2 separate regions of the Homo sapiens genome follow, and region 1 is linked to region 2. A link is a contact called in ENCODE Hi-C or POLR2A ChIA-PET data. All regions are on one chromosome and are shown on one strand. Each heading gives the region's core, a stretch centred on a gene start or an enhancer-like site at or near the end of the contact. The rest is flanking DNA. Distances are from core to core; before and after follow the strand shown. Region 1 has its middle 45 kb from the start of IL12RB2. Region 2 holds the start of DYNLT5 (dynein light chain Tctex-type family member 5).

What was found. Hi-C counts contacts between places; a loop is a spot of excess contacts on that map. ChIA-PET counts read pairs that join two places held with the same protein, here RNA polymerase II (POLR2A). Pooled maps may share reads with other maps.
Region 1: POLR2A ChIA-PET joins it to region 2 with 10 read pairs in H1. The contact joins the enhancer-like site here to the promoter of DYNLT5 in region 2. A Hi-C loop is called at or near these places in 1 of 168 maps with a recorded cell type or tissue (naive thymus-derived CD4-positive, alpha-beta T cell) and 6 of 50 pooled maps. POLR2A ChIA-PET finds 5 or more read pairs at or near these places in 1 of 52 experiments (H1).

What each region holds. Positions count from the first base shown.
Region 1 is chr1:67,260,061-67,266,675 of GRCh38, forward strand. It overlaps a transcript of IL23R not described here. Among named protein-coding and RNA genes, the nearest start is that of IL12RB2, 45 kb to the right of the region's middle. RefSeq lists an enhancer at 4,996-5,095. Within about 2 kb of position 5,036, at least 4 of the 41 ENCODE cell types and tissues checked have a DNase peak (open chromatin) inside an H3K27ac peak, as active enhancers do.
Region 2 is chr1:66,749,497-66,756,111 of GRCh38, forward strand. It overlaps DYNLT5 (dynein light chain Tctex-type family member 5), which reads left to right and starts at 2,963. Exons shown (of 5, transcript NM_152665.3): 1 at 2,963-3,088; 2 at 5,160-5,281. The coding sequence starts at 5,163. SGIP1 (SH3GL interacting endocytic adaptor 1) reads left to right here. Exons shown (of 25, transcript NM_032291.4): 25 at 1-1,643.

The sequences.
Region 1 (6,615 bases), core at 3,786-6,285, 510 kb after region 2:
AGTAGATAAAAATATAGCCCCAAATGACAAAATAAGTGAAGAATAGAAACAGAAGAGAAGTTAGTCGTTTGCTGTATTATTTTTTTCCCCTACTCTCCAGGTATTAGGGATTTGATCTTAGTGTGATTTGGGACTAACAGCGCTGTGAAACAATAATGTGTGGAATCATGGGTTGCTGTCTTCACTTAAGTCAAGAGTGATGGCCTTGTTTTCCTGTGGCATAGTTGGGATATTATTTATACTATAATAGAACCTATGAGAGGTAACAGATGCAGGATCAGCAAGACGTAATTTTTTGTTTACAAACCAGATATATGTTAGAAAATTATTGTTAAAACAGGTATCTGTTCAGTACCTGTTTTGATGGCAAATACTTGCTGAACCTACCATTGCCCCATATCCCATGTCTCCTGCAGATATCACCAGCCAATCAGAACAGGCCTTTCTACTGAGCTGTACAAGTGCCCTCAGAAGCCTCCCAAGCAGTGTTCCTTATGGCCACAATCCATAAGGACTGGAGTAGGAGATTAAATCTATCTACCAATGATGTCAATATGGAAAAGTGGTTGATCTTTAAAAATGAAATACATATTTTAAGCTGAGAAATGTTACCCAGCAGACTATTGTGATTAATATTTATGGGCAAGGACAACTTTTCTGAATGATCAGAACAGTTTAAAATAGGGTAGAGTAGGGCATGTAAATTCATGCCTATAGTCCTAGCTACTCAGGAGGCTGAGGCGGAAGGAACACTTGAGCCCAAGAGTTAGACACTGCAGTGCGCTATGATCAATGATCATGTGCCAGAGCAAGACCCCGTCTCTAAAAAATAAATAAATATTCGTTCATTCATTCATTAAAATAGGTAGATTACACACTGAATTTCTTTTTCTCCTCCAACAGTTGTCAATTTATACTCATATTTAGTCATTTAATTTTATTATGAAAAATCAAGCAGTTAATTTTAAAAAGACTCATTGCTTACTATGTCTTTAGCAAATGAGCAGGCTATTTTGTTTTACTTTTTTTTTTTTTGATAAAAATCTAAAAGCAATTTTATGGTCATTAAGTATCCTTGAAATGAGGTTGACTGTATATCCCAGTTTGCCCTGGTTTCTGTCCATTGTCCTATTGTTAATTATGACCAATAACTGCCCTCATTCACTCTCAGAAGCATCCCTTATTTGGATAATAAATCATATGGTCACTCAAGACTACTTAATGTCCAGCATGTAAGTAATTCATCAGAAATTTATCTTTTTTTTTTTTTTTGCACTGACAATCCTCTTTATTTTACTTTTTATCATTTACTAAGGCCATTTTGCTCCAAAAGGGTATTACTATTCATACTGTAAAAAAAAGTATCCCCTGATACTTTTACATAGTGTAAAAAAAAAAAAAAGTTATCCCCCAGATAAACTCTATTCTGTTTATCCTAAAATATGTATATATTTTTTGTACTTTGCATATTCTGAAAGGAATATATTTTAAATCACTAATGAAATGCTAATCTTAAATACCTTGACTTGTAAATTGCCGTATGCCTTTGCTTGATTCTTTTGCAAAAGGAGAATCATAAAGTAGCCAAGAAGGAGGTAGCATTTGAGATTGAAATAACAAAAGACTAAGATAAATCTTTGATGTTTGCAAACCTGATGAAGACGTCTGGTAACATGTGAAGAATATTTTTATAGTACGTTTCACCATAATTGTAATCTATCACACATGAAAAAAGCTTTTATCAAGCTTAAAGGATTACAGCATTGTTTGATCTTCTGCAAATGTTTCCACTGCAGCGAGTGCCTCCTTTTCGCCCCCTAGAGTGGGAAGGAAGCTGCTTTCTCATTCTGTGGTGTCTTAACCCACATCACTATTCAGCACAAAGGAGACACTTCTGATTCTGTCTTTGCCATTAGCCCTTGTTGGTCCCAATGGACTAGAAATTGAGGCTATACCTGCAATGGGAGCAATGTACCTGCCTTTGTCCCAACTCAGGGGAAAAATTCAAGCTGCTTTATCACAATGCAAACTTCGCGGGGGAGAAAGGGTTTCTTTCTATAATTCTTGTATTCAAGAAGGATTCATTGAACTACTGAATGTCCTTACTGTTATATGTGCAAGGCCATTTGAAGGATATGGATTTAACAAAACCAGTCAATCCCTGCAGGCTTGGGGCTTATATCCTAGGGGGAAGAGACAGACAGTAAATTAGGACAAGTCATTGCCCCCAAGGAGCTTACATTTTAGTAGGGGAAGAGGCCAGAGGTAGGGGGTGGAGAGAGGCAGAAAAAAATAAAGGAAAATGTCAGATAATAAGTGCTGTCTAGAGAGGTAAAATGGGATAATGTGGTGGATAGCAAATCGGTGGCCACTTTACACTGGGTGGTCAGGAAAGACCACTCCCAGGAAGTGATACTGATGTTCATCTGAGTCTCAGGTAAGAGCCAGCTTGCCACTGACAAATCCTTCTATAGAGAAAGCCTTGAGTGGCTAATGTCTTTACTTCTTTCCCTCCCGTACAACTTGCCACTGATTATCTTCCACCCTGACCACTCCCCACCTCCCATCTTAACCTTCTTAAGCCAGAATTTTCTGCAGATTCTGAGGACAAGTGCATACCTATTCATCTTTCTATCTAGCTCTTGTGTCTATTATTAACTTTCTTTCTCTGAGTCTCACAATCTTTTAAGTCGCTGATTCCTAAAGGGGCATGTCCTGCTTCTTGGTATGGGTAAAGGGGAAGGAAGAAGAGAGAAAAAGCCTCTCAAGGTATCAATCAGAGGGAGGAAGGGAAGAGAAATACAAAGAAAGGCAGGTTGATACTTAGGAATGCTGAAGCAAAATGGAGTGTCATAGTTCTGGACAACACTAATGCTGACTAAGGAATATCGTTTCCTCCTGCTCTAGTATCTTTCTCTCCCTCTCCCTCCCTTTTCTTACATAAAAACCAAGGAGGAGGTGCAAGTCAAGTACAGTTTAGGGATGTTTGCTTGGTACGTGTGCAGGTGTGTACGTGTGTGTGCGTGTGTGTGTTTAATTGGAATTTCTTTCCTTTTTTTTTTTTTTTTTTTTAACAGGTCACCCAGGCTGGTGCACAATCACAGCTCACCACAGCCTCAACCTCCCAGGCCCAAGCAATTCCCCTATCCCAGCCTCCTGAGTAGCAAGTGCACATCACCATACCCAGCTATATTTTAAATTTTTTGTAGAGACAGAGTCTCATCATTTTGCCCAGGCCTGGACTCAAACTCCTGGGCTCAAGCAATCCTTCCACCTTGGCCTCTCAAAGTACTGGGAATTATAGGCATGAACCACTGCACCCAGACTAAAATTAGGATTTCTTTTTAGTTATAAATAGTATTGAAGAGAGGCTTATGAGTTTTTAAGGTGTGGTTTTCAGGTAATGTGGGTTGCTGTTTGGCCTTCCAGTGTGTTCCCTTGAGTGGCTAATTCTTATATTTAGTCATTCTCCCTTTGACATAGAGACAGCACATGACTATGGCATTGAGCAAAAGTTTTCAAAAATTAATTTTAGCAATTGATTCTCTTTCTCCAAATGCAATCTGTTGGCTAGGCACAGTGGCTCACGCCTGTAATTTCAACACTTTGGGAGGCTGAGGTGGGCAGATCACTTGAGGTCTGGAGTTTGAGACCAGCCTGGCCAACATGATGCAACCCAATCTCGACTAAAAATACAAAACTTATCTGGGCATGGCGGTGCCTAACCCAGGAGGTGGAGGTTGCAGTGAGCCAAGATTGTGCCACTGCACTCCAGCCTAGGCAACAGAGCGAGACTCCATCGCAAAAAAAAAAAAAAGCAATCTGTTGTAGAATCCTTAAATGTAAAACGGATGAAAGCAAATCTCCTGTTGAAACAGACCTTGGAGGTCATACCTGTGCCCTCTGCTTCTCCCTCTCTCTTCTCCGCCCTTGCCTCTGAAGCAACATGAAAAGCTGAGGCTAGGAGCTGTGCTCTTCTATACTTAGGAGACTGGGATGCTGGACCAACCTTGAGAAGCCTGTGCTTTAGAACTGAACCTTACTCTGCACTTTAGCCACAGGCTATCAACGCAGGCTCAGGGGACCAAAACCAAACCTTCCTATACTGAGATTAATGACTGCAAAAAGGGCTTTCTCTCAGAGGCTGCTAATAGAGGCAGTTCTATTCACAATAATTAACTTGCTTCTCCCAATTACTTTACCATAAATGTCTGGGCTTTGTTCAAGTTTATGTTCTTTTTAAGATCACTAAGAATAAAATACTGTGTTGTGAACATAATTAGATTTTATAAACCCAAAGACTCTGGAATTATGCTGTGGTTTATCTCTTTATGAAGCAATTATACCAATTATAGAAGATAATGTTTTAATGGGAAATATTACCCATTTGGCAGACACTATTGGTTTAAAATAAAAGAAGTGATTAAAAACAACTTATGAATCTCTCTTGGGTAAAAGAATGAAAACAATATAACATAATTGGGTTCTGATTCATAAAATGAATTGTACACAACTTTCTTCGATGCTGTAGTTAAGACAAAATTACAAGAAAGTCTAACAAAGGTTTGACAGAATGTTATTATGTGTCTTTCCTACTGCTAAGATTACATCATTAAACCCCAATTAATGTTTTATGTTAAGGCTTTCTTAGCCATTTTGCTAATTTCACTTTTCAACTTAAGATAACCACACTGCACCTTTTAGATCCAGAATTCCCATCAATTTCCTGAAGATGCATTCCCATTATGATTATTTTCAGGAATACAAGTTATTATCTAATTCTCATAATTAGCATTTAGCAACAGATTAGGAACTTATTCTTAAATGGTCCATTTTTGTCTGGGGTAGTAAAAGTATTCTGGGCTACTTTTATGAGACGGGGTTGGGGGGGAACCCTAAACAACAGTGTTACAGAAGCATAACTCTTTCCTGAGATTGTTGGTTTAAAAATTCAAGCAAAACAAAATGCTGTTTCTAACCATAAAGGCATACCTAAAATTAGAGACTGTCAGAGCACAGGAAGGAAATCATAAATAGCCAAACACTGGAACACAAGTGTGAGGTACGGAAGTCAATAAACGTTACTGTTTTCTTTCTGTTCACATCCTGTCTGAGAATTGTATTAGAGGAGAGCAAGAGAGAAAGAATGCAACAGTAAAATAAAGGGAATGCATTTTTATTTCTGAACTACACAGTAATTCATGAAAACACACTTTTTAAAAATCAAAGGAATACCAGTGTAAATGGAGTGAAAAGTGACAGTTGCTATTCACTCCTTTTTTTCCCACTCCTACCCCATCATCAAAGGTAATGACTCTCAGCAAATTATGAGGTTTTTCCTAGTATTTTTATTTAAATGATAAAATATGATATTGTCCTATGACATGCTATTTTTAACCTAACAATATGTCTCAGAAATCTTCACATGTCATTATATGTAGCTTTACCTTATTCTTTTAAACAATTGCCCTAATAATCTATAGAATAAATTTCAATAATATATTAACCTAATCTATTAATGAACATTTAGGTTATTTCCAATTTTTCACTAGTACACCTATTCCTTTAATAATTCCTCTTGTACATATGTTTATACACATATAAGAATTTTGTGTGTTAGGTTGTCAGGGACAGATACCTAAATGTGGAATTGCTGGGCCAAGAGACAGAAAGGAAGATAAAATCATTTACATTTTGCAGCCAGGTGTGGTGGTGTGCTCCTGTGATCCCAGCTACTTGGGAAGCTGAAGTAGGAGGACTGCTTGAGCCCAGGAGTCCAACACCAGCTTCACAACATACCAAGACCCTGTCTCAAAAAAAAAAAATTAGATTTTGGTAAGTATTACCAATTATTTCTCTAAAAAGAGTTTGCCAATATTATTAGTACGTAAAATGTTTGCCAACCTGATGGGTATCTTGTTTGCATTTTTTTAGAAGATGAGGTTGAATATTTTATTTGTTTATTGCTTTTTTGTATTTCTTATTTTTTGGTTCACCTTTGTTATATTATTTGGTCATTTTTCTACTGAGTTGTTGGTTATAGTCTTAGTCATTTGCAGGAGTGCTTAATATAAATCTTTTCTGTTATATATGTTCTAAATACGTTTTCCCAGCCTGTGTGTTATTTTTTTATCTTCATGTTTTCTTTTGCCAAACAAAAGTTTTAAAATTGTATGCAGTCAATCTGTTGCCATTTTTCTTTATGACTTCTAGACTGGGTATCATGTTTAGTGTCAAAAGACAAAATCACAACAAATTTAGTTCAAAGATCTTATGTGGGGCCGGGTGCTGTGGCTCAAGCCTGTAATTCCAGCACTTTGGGAGGCCAAGGTAGGTGGATCACCTGAGGTCAGGAGTTCGAGACCAGCCTGGCCAACATGCTGAAACCCCTTCTCTACTAAAAATACAAAAATTAGCTGGGAATGGTGGCACGTGCCTGTAATCCCAGCTACTCAGGAGGCTGAGACAAGAGAATTGCTTGAACCTAGGAGGCGGAGGTTGCAGTAGGCCAAAATTGCACCATTGCACTCCAGCCTGGGCAACAGAGCGAGACTCCATCTCAAAAAAAAAAAAAGATCTTAATTGAGGTCAGGTGCTTTGGCTCATGCCTGTAAT
Region 2 (6,615 bases), core at 1,713-4,212:
GTTACTTTTATACCAAATTAACGAAGTTTCTTTAAAAACTTCCTGGTTAAATTGTCTGTTATCATATAGAAAAGAATCAAACTGAATCACTTTACATTTCTCTAAAGATAGTTCAGTTTTTAATCCATCCAGAGTTTGTGAATCAGCCTGATAGATCATAAGCCATTTATAATTTTTAAACGTTCCATTGAATGAGTATATCATACAAATGTTAATTCCATCTCGCTCATTCAGTTTTACATTACTTTTATGAATTTTTTTTCTCGCAAAGTAAATGCTTGATGTTATTCATTCACCATCACTCTAAGGTATTTTAAATCATACAACAAGTAACTATCACAAGAACCACTGTCCCAAGATCCAAAGTCAGATTTTTTTCCCTTTTCAAGTTGCTAGAATGATAATTCATATAGCTGTGTTGATTTTTCAGGTCAGAATTTAGTTCTTGCTTTGTTAAATGGACATACATGAAAGAGATTGGCTCCTATCTAATTCATATTCTCTCTCTCTCTCTCTCTCTTTCTCTGTGTGTGTGTGGGGGTGTGTGTGTGTGTGTGTGTGTGTGTGTGTGTCTCTTTCCTCTCTGTCTAAGGGGAATTGGAAAATTGCTGCTGAATAATTTTTCTTGAAAAAGCCAAGTGTTGATATGATGATATATTAATCTTATCTATGAACAGAGCTTCACCACAGGCCAAGCAGTAATGTATACAGCTGGCTTTTTAAGCTGTTTGAACACTATTGTTTTCGATTAAAAAGAGTTTTTGTTTGTTTTTCACTTGTATAGTAAAAGATCATATGAATTAAATACTCGGATATTAATTTTCATTCTTACTAAGTGGCCATGTAAGGCATTGATTTTTTTTAAACTTGAACAATGCAAGAATCTAGGAATCTCAGAAAGATTTTGCTGTGTTTCTATAGGTAATGAAATCCTGTCAATTAAGGAAAATGCTGTGTGTAATTTGATTTGGTGGTAGCCTTTATTTAGAGCTCTCTTTGATCTATGTAGCAAAAATACACTAAATTTCTTTTTAATCTTGTACTAAGTACATAATTTCACAAAAATACCTTGGGCATAAAATACTTACAAAACTGTGAATTAAAATACTCAAGATACTTTCAAAATTTAGTCAAAATGTTGATTCCCAGCCTTTTTCCTACACGTCTATTTCAAAAGAGTATACTTTTTTCTGACAGCCATTACTGCTTAGTCTGTAATGAAAGCTTTACTGCTTCTATGCTGTGCTCAAGAGAAAACCAACAACGGAAGCGAAGACTTACTTGCTCCTTCACAGAATTGCAGCAAAGCTCTCTGCTGGGCAATGGTGACAGGAAAGTGTGTAATTGACTTGTTGAAGATAATCATGAGACCATCTTAACATTACTTGCCTTATAAGTTAGAAATAGTATGGATATCACTCTTTGTAAATAATAATTTTTGTAAATGTTTTTTGTTCATAATTTTCCCAATCACCTATTTCACAAAATCCTGAATATGCAATTATTTATTATGACACGTTACTGCAACTAGGGCTCCCATTCCAGAACAAAGTTTAATTCTATATGTAAGTTGTTACTGAAATGTGATTTCTTTTTCTGGAAAATAAATGAAAAATATGAAAATAAATTGAATTGTGAATATCTTTTGCTGTCAGCCTCTTAAAATTTTACCCGCATTTCTGGAAAACTTCATTCCATGTTTAGGGTAGGGATGGTGGGCCAAAGGTCTGTCAAAGGTCAAGGGTTAAGAGTTAGACAAATTTCAGCTCTGTGATTTAAATATCGACTTGAGCATGTTACTCAACGATTCTACATTTCCTTATCTTAAAAAAAAATAGAGTAATGTCCCCTATGTCATAGTCACTGAACAAATTCAATGAGATAATGTTTATTCATCACCTAGCAGTTCCTATCTAGTCCATAGTAGATATTCAATCAACAATCCTTTCCTGTTCTTATCTTTCTGTGAGTAGAGATTGGGATGGGCAAAAATATCTATTTCTCTTCTTCCAACACTATCCTAACACTGTGCTCCACCGGAATCCCAATGTATTACTGTCAGCTAATGCTAATTCCAGCAGGACACTCATCAAGAGCCATGCCCTTGGCTAGATGCTTGGAGGCATCTTGTTTCTGCTTCCAATGATTGCCCACTACAGGAGGGTCCCTATAGTGTTTATTTTGTTTGCTTTTGGTTTGGGGAGGCCCAAACCAGGCTTAGGCTGGGGATAGTCGCTGAAGAAGAGGAAAAGCCCATTCATACCAGCAGGTAGGTCCTCAACCCCAAACAGCCTCATTTCAAAGCTTCTTAGACATTAACAGGCTCAGAAGAGTCTTGTTAAGGAAAGCGAAGGAACCCAGCCCGGTTTGTAACACATTGGAGTTAAGACCATGAGTTTCAGGGGCCTTGGGCATATTATTTAACATTTTAGAATCTCAATTTTCCAAATCCTTTAAAGGGAAAACATTCCTTTCTTGACAGAGTTATTGGGACGACTAAATCCCAATGTTTGTCGGTATCTGGGGTATCTGGCCAATGTAAGTGCTCATTTACCTCCACATTCCACCGCCTGTGCCTTGGAGGGGGAACGTGCGAAGCAGCGTTAGGAGCCGGGAAAAGGGCAGGGCTACTTTACTTTGTCTTTGCGCTTCGGATTTCCTGTGCTAGGAAACCGCAGCACTTCCCACTCCTGCCCCTGATGTCTGCGGGAAAAGGAACTTGATGAGGGGCCCTAGGGGTGCAAATGTCTTTAGTCCCAAATGTCTTCCTCGCTACACAATGAACCAGTTCCCCTCCAGCTCGCCGCCAACCCAGGACGCAGCCCGGCTCAGAGTGACCCCCAGTGGGCAGTGAAGATGAGATCCTCTACATCCTTAGGGCAGCTCAGAGGGCCACTCAGCGGCCAAGTCCGGCCGGGGAGGGCCGAGGGCTCTGTTTGAGGTCACCCTGGAGACCGGCCTCAGAGTCCAGGGAGAGTGCGCGGGCGGCCGCCGGCTGAATGAAGCCTGGGACGCGGGAGCCGCGCCGCGCGCAGTGTCTGCAGTGCCGGAGGTCTGGGAGGCTCCGGGCGAAGCCTCCCTGCTGCAGGTAGGGTCGCCTCTCTCTGCAGCGCGTCTGGACCCCAAAGGAAGGATAGGGGGCAAGGGATCGGCCCTTTGTTGAGAAATGGCCCTACTTGGCCCCGATCTCTCCGCCACCTTATTCCTCCTCTCCCCAACACATAAGAAAAAATGATCCCAAATTTGGGAACTGAAAGTCGGTCCCAACGGTTCGTCCCCTGCCCCATTGCATGGCTGGGGGCTGGGCTTCAAGAGTGATGGCCAACGCAGAGCCGGCCAGCAAGGTCATCCCCTGACCCGGGGCGGTCTTCCTGTGGCTGGCCGCACCCATGAGGACCTCCAGGTCCCAACTCTGGCCTTTCTTGGGGAGGGGGCGGCCTGCAGGGCAGCTTTGGAAACAGCTGAGGCCGAGATGGGTCTATGTGGCTTTGCAGCAAAACCTGAATGACCCACCTAATCAGGCTGTGTGTCTTTCCACACTCATAAACACACTCACCTTCGTACACACGAACACAGACACACTTATACACACAGGCACCTGCACACACAGAGATGCACACTCACAGGTACACACTCAAGGACGCTCACACTCACGTGCACACACACACCACGCTGCCTGCCTCACCCACACACAGCACCTCTGCTCTGACATTGATGCCACTGGGTTTTAGGGTATGTTCTTGTGTGCCCTACCTACTCAACTGCCAGCTCCTTGAAGGCATGGATTCTCTTCTATTTTTATGCTTTGGTGTCTAGCACAGTATTTCCTTATCGGGGCTCTCACATTTATAGATTATGAAATAATTTAAATGAATACTTAAATTTGTAGGTAGACAATGAGGGCATTATTAGAGTTATAGTCCAAGTTCTGGGAAGTCCATTGCTACTACCAGCTTTTTAACAAGTATTAGTAGGAAGGAGGGAGTTTTCCAATAAATTATTTATTTAAAAGTTAAGTCCTATTTGCTCTTTACAAACTATGTAAATGTTGCTCGAGAAAACAAAACAAACAACAAAAAATCTTTGGGAAAGCAAGGTTAATTTTAATTTTTATTTATTTATTTATTTTCTAGCTCCCTACCCCTAATTTTATTTTTTAAAGTCATGGTGGGTCAGGCACAGTGGTTGATGCCTGTAATTCCAGCACTTTGGGAGGCCAAGGCAGGAGGATCACTTAAGGCCAGGAGATTAAGGCCAGCCTGGGCAACACAGAAAGATCTTGTCTCTACAAAAATGTTTAAAAATTAGCTAGGCATGGTGGTGCAGGCCTGTAGTCCTAGCTACTAGGGAGGCTGAGGTGGGTGGACCGCTTGAGCCCAGGAGTTTGAAGTTACGGTGAGCTATGATCATGCCACTGCACTCCAGCCTGGGTAACAAGAGCTAGATCCTGTCTCTAAAATAATAAAATAGGCCAGGTAGAGTGGCTCATGCCTGTAATCCCAGCACTTTGGGAGGCTGAAGCAGGATTGCTTGATCCCAGGAGTTCAAGACCAGCCTGGGCAACATAGACCCTATCTCTACAAAAAATTAAAAATTAGCCCAGCTTGATGGCATACACCTGCAGTCCCAGCTACTCAGGTGGCTGAGTTGGGAGGAACGCTTGAGCCCAGGTGTTTGGGGCAGTAGTGAGCCATGATCATGCCACTGCACTCCAACCTGGGTGACAGAACAAGACCCTGTCTCAAAAATAAAATATAACAGTGACAGCAAATATTAATTAGCAAAGTTGTATTATGGTTACATTTGGGGGGCAATACAAATATTGGTTTCTGATGTAGGATAGCATCTTTCTGCTATACATGCATATCTTTTGTCAATGACCTCCGTCTTCATCAGCTAAGCATTTTTGCTATAGCTTAATATCTGCTTATGTAAATAATTATACTATTGCATAAATAAGCATTTTCAGAGTTATCATAGTTCCAGTTTCACTGATCAGAATAACAACAAATTCTATATATTGCTCTTGAGGAAACCCCACTTTCCTGTTCAAAAATGGTAGGAAAACTATCTGTGTACTTTGAGATTAGTCCCTGTTATACTAACTAAAATGTTTCCGGATCTTTCTTTTGCTATTTTACAAAAGTCTTCTTCCATAGGTTATGATGATGTCAGACAATGCTAAAGGCAGAGCAGCTCATTCATGGAAGAAAAGAGGGAGTATTTCTTCTCTAAGTAATCATGAATTTTGGCGAAAGGAAATTCATGGGCGCATCAAAGAGTGAGTAACTGTCTAAAATTGTAAATTCATTTATTGAATAAATAGGTTCGTAATGTTTATTAGGAGAAAAAAACACTTCCTCGGGGACATAAAAAGAGATAAAATGGGCAAGTACAAGGTGCAGGTCATCTTTAGGGGCCATATTTAAAAAGAAAGAGAAAGAGAGAAAGCTTAAGTGATAAGTTAATCCTAGCAGCATTTTTGCTATTTCAAAAATCATCCCAAAAAACCCTCTGCTCAAAAGAAACACCACATGCAATGTAAACCAGACACGCTTATATGTCTTTTGAGTTCTTCTCCTCAATATTTTATAACATAGGTTTTGCATTTTTGTAATCAATACATACATATACAATGTACTTAACATTATTGTATATAATTTTGTCATGTATTTTCATAGTTTTTTCCATATCCTCTTAAATGACTGCATAATATTTTGTCAATTTATGATTCTGGGTTCCTTAACCATTCTCTAATTATTGGACACTTTAAGTTTGTTTCCATTTTTTTTCTTTTTTACTATATGTCTGTGCTTGGTCATTTCCCAGAAGAATAATTAGTAGGTCAAAGGGCAATAAGTAGATTTTTTGGTTCTTGCTACATGTTGCATCTTCTCTCCTAAAGATATACATCAATTTTTAATATTTTCATGGCATTTCCTTTTGACTGCTGTTGGGAAGAAAACAAAACAAATTATCGACGTAGCAGTCAATTAATAATAGACTTTCGTTCTTAGTTTCTATAGCTTTGGAGGATGTTGTATATTGAGTATATATTGGGAAGCAGGAGCTAGGGTGTCCTGCAGAACAGAGAGTAGAAGAACTGGAATAATTAGAATTCTGAAACCAAAATCTTTCTATTCTCAGAGTGTATTAATGCCTACTTGCAACTCCACATTCCAGCCCTGGAAGTCTGTGGATTACACATACAATGCCTTTTACAGGTGGGAAACTGACTATAAAGGAGTAGCAATCCCAGCACATGTCAGAAGTAAAGGTGGGAGAATGATTAATCTTTGTAATTTTTGCTTCTAAACTTTTCTGGCTGCTATTTCCAATAGTTAAGTGCAAGGGTTATTTTTTAAATTATTTAAAACTGATTGTTGGCTTAAATTCAACTTACGTTTTCCAAGAAACTATTTAAGTAATAGTCTGACATAAATTACGTACCCATGATATTTTTTTAAATACTGTCTCCAAAGATTAAATTGTAATTCCTATTTGCATGACTTTTACTTATCTTTTCCCCTTCAAAACAAATTTGTCATATAGAATCAGAGTGTGGCTACATTTGAAGAATTAGAGATCACTCTTTTTAACCTATTATTGATGAAT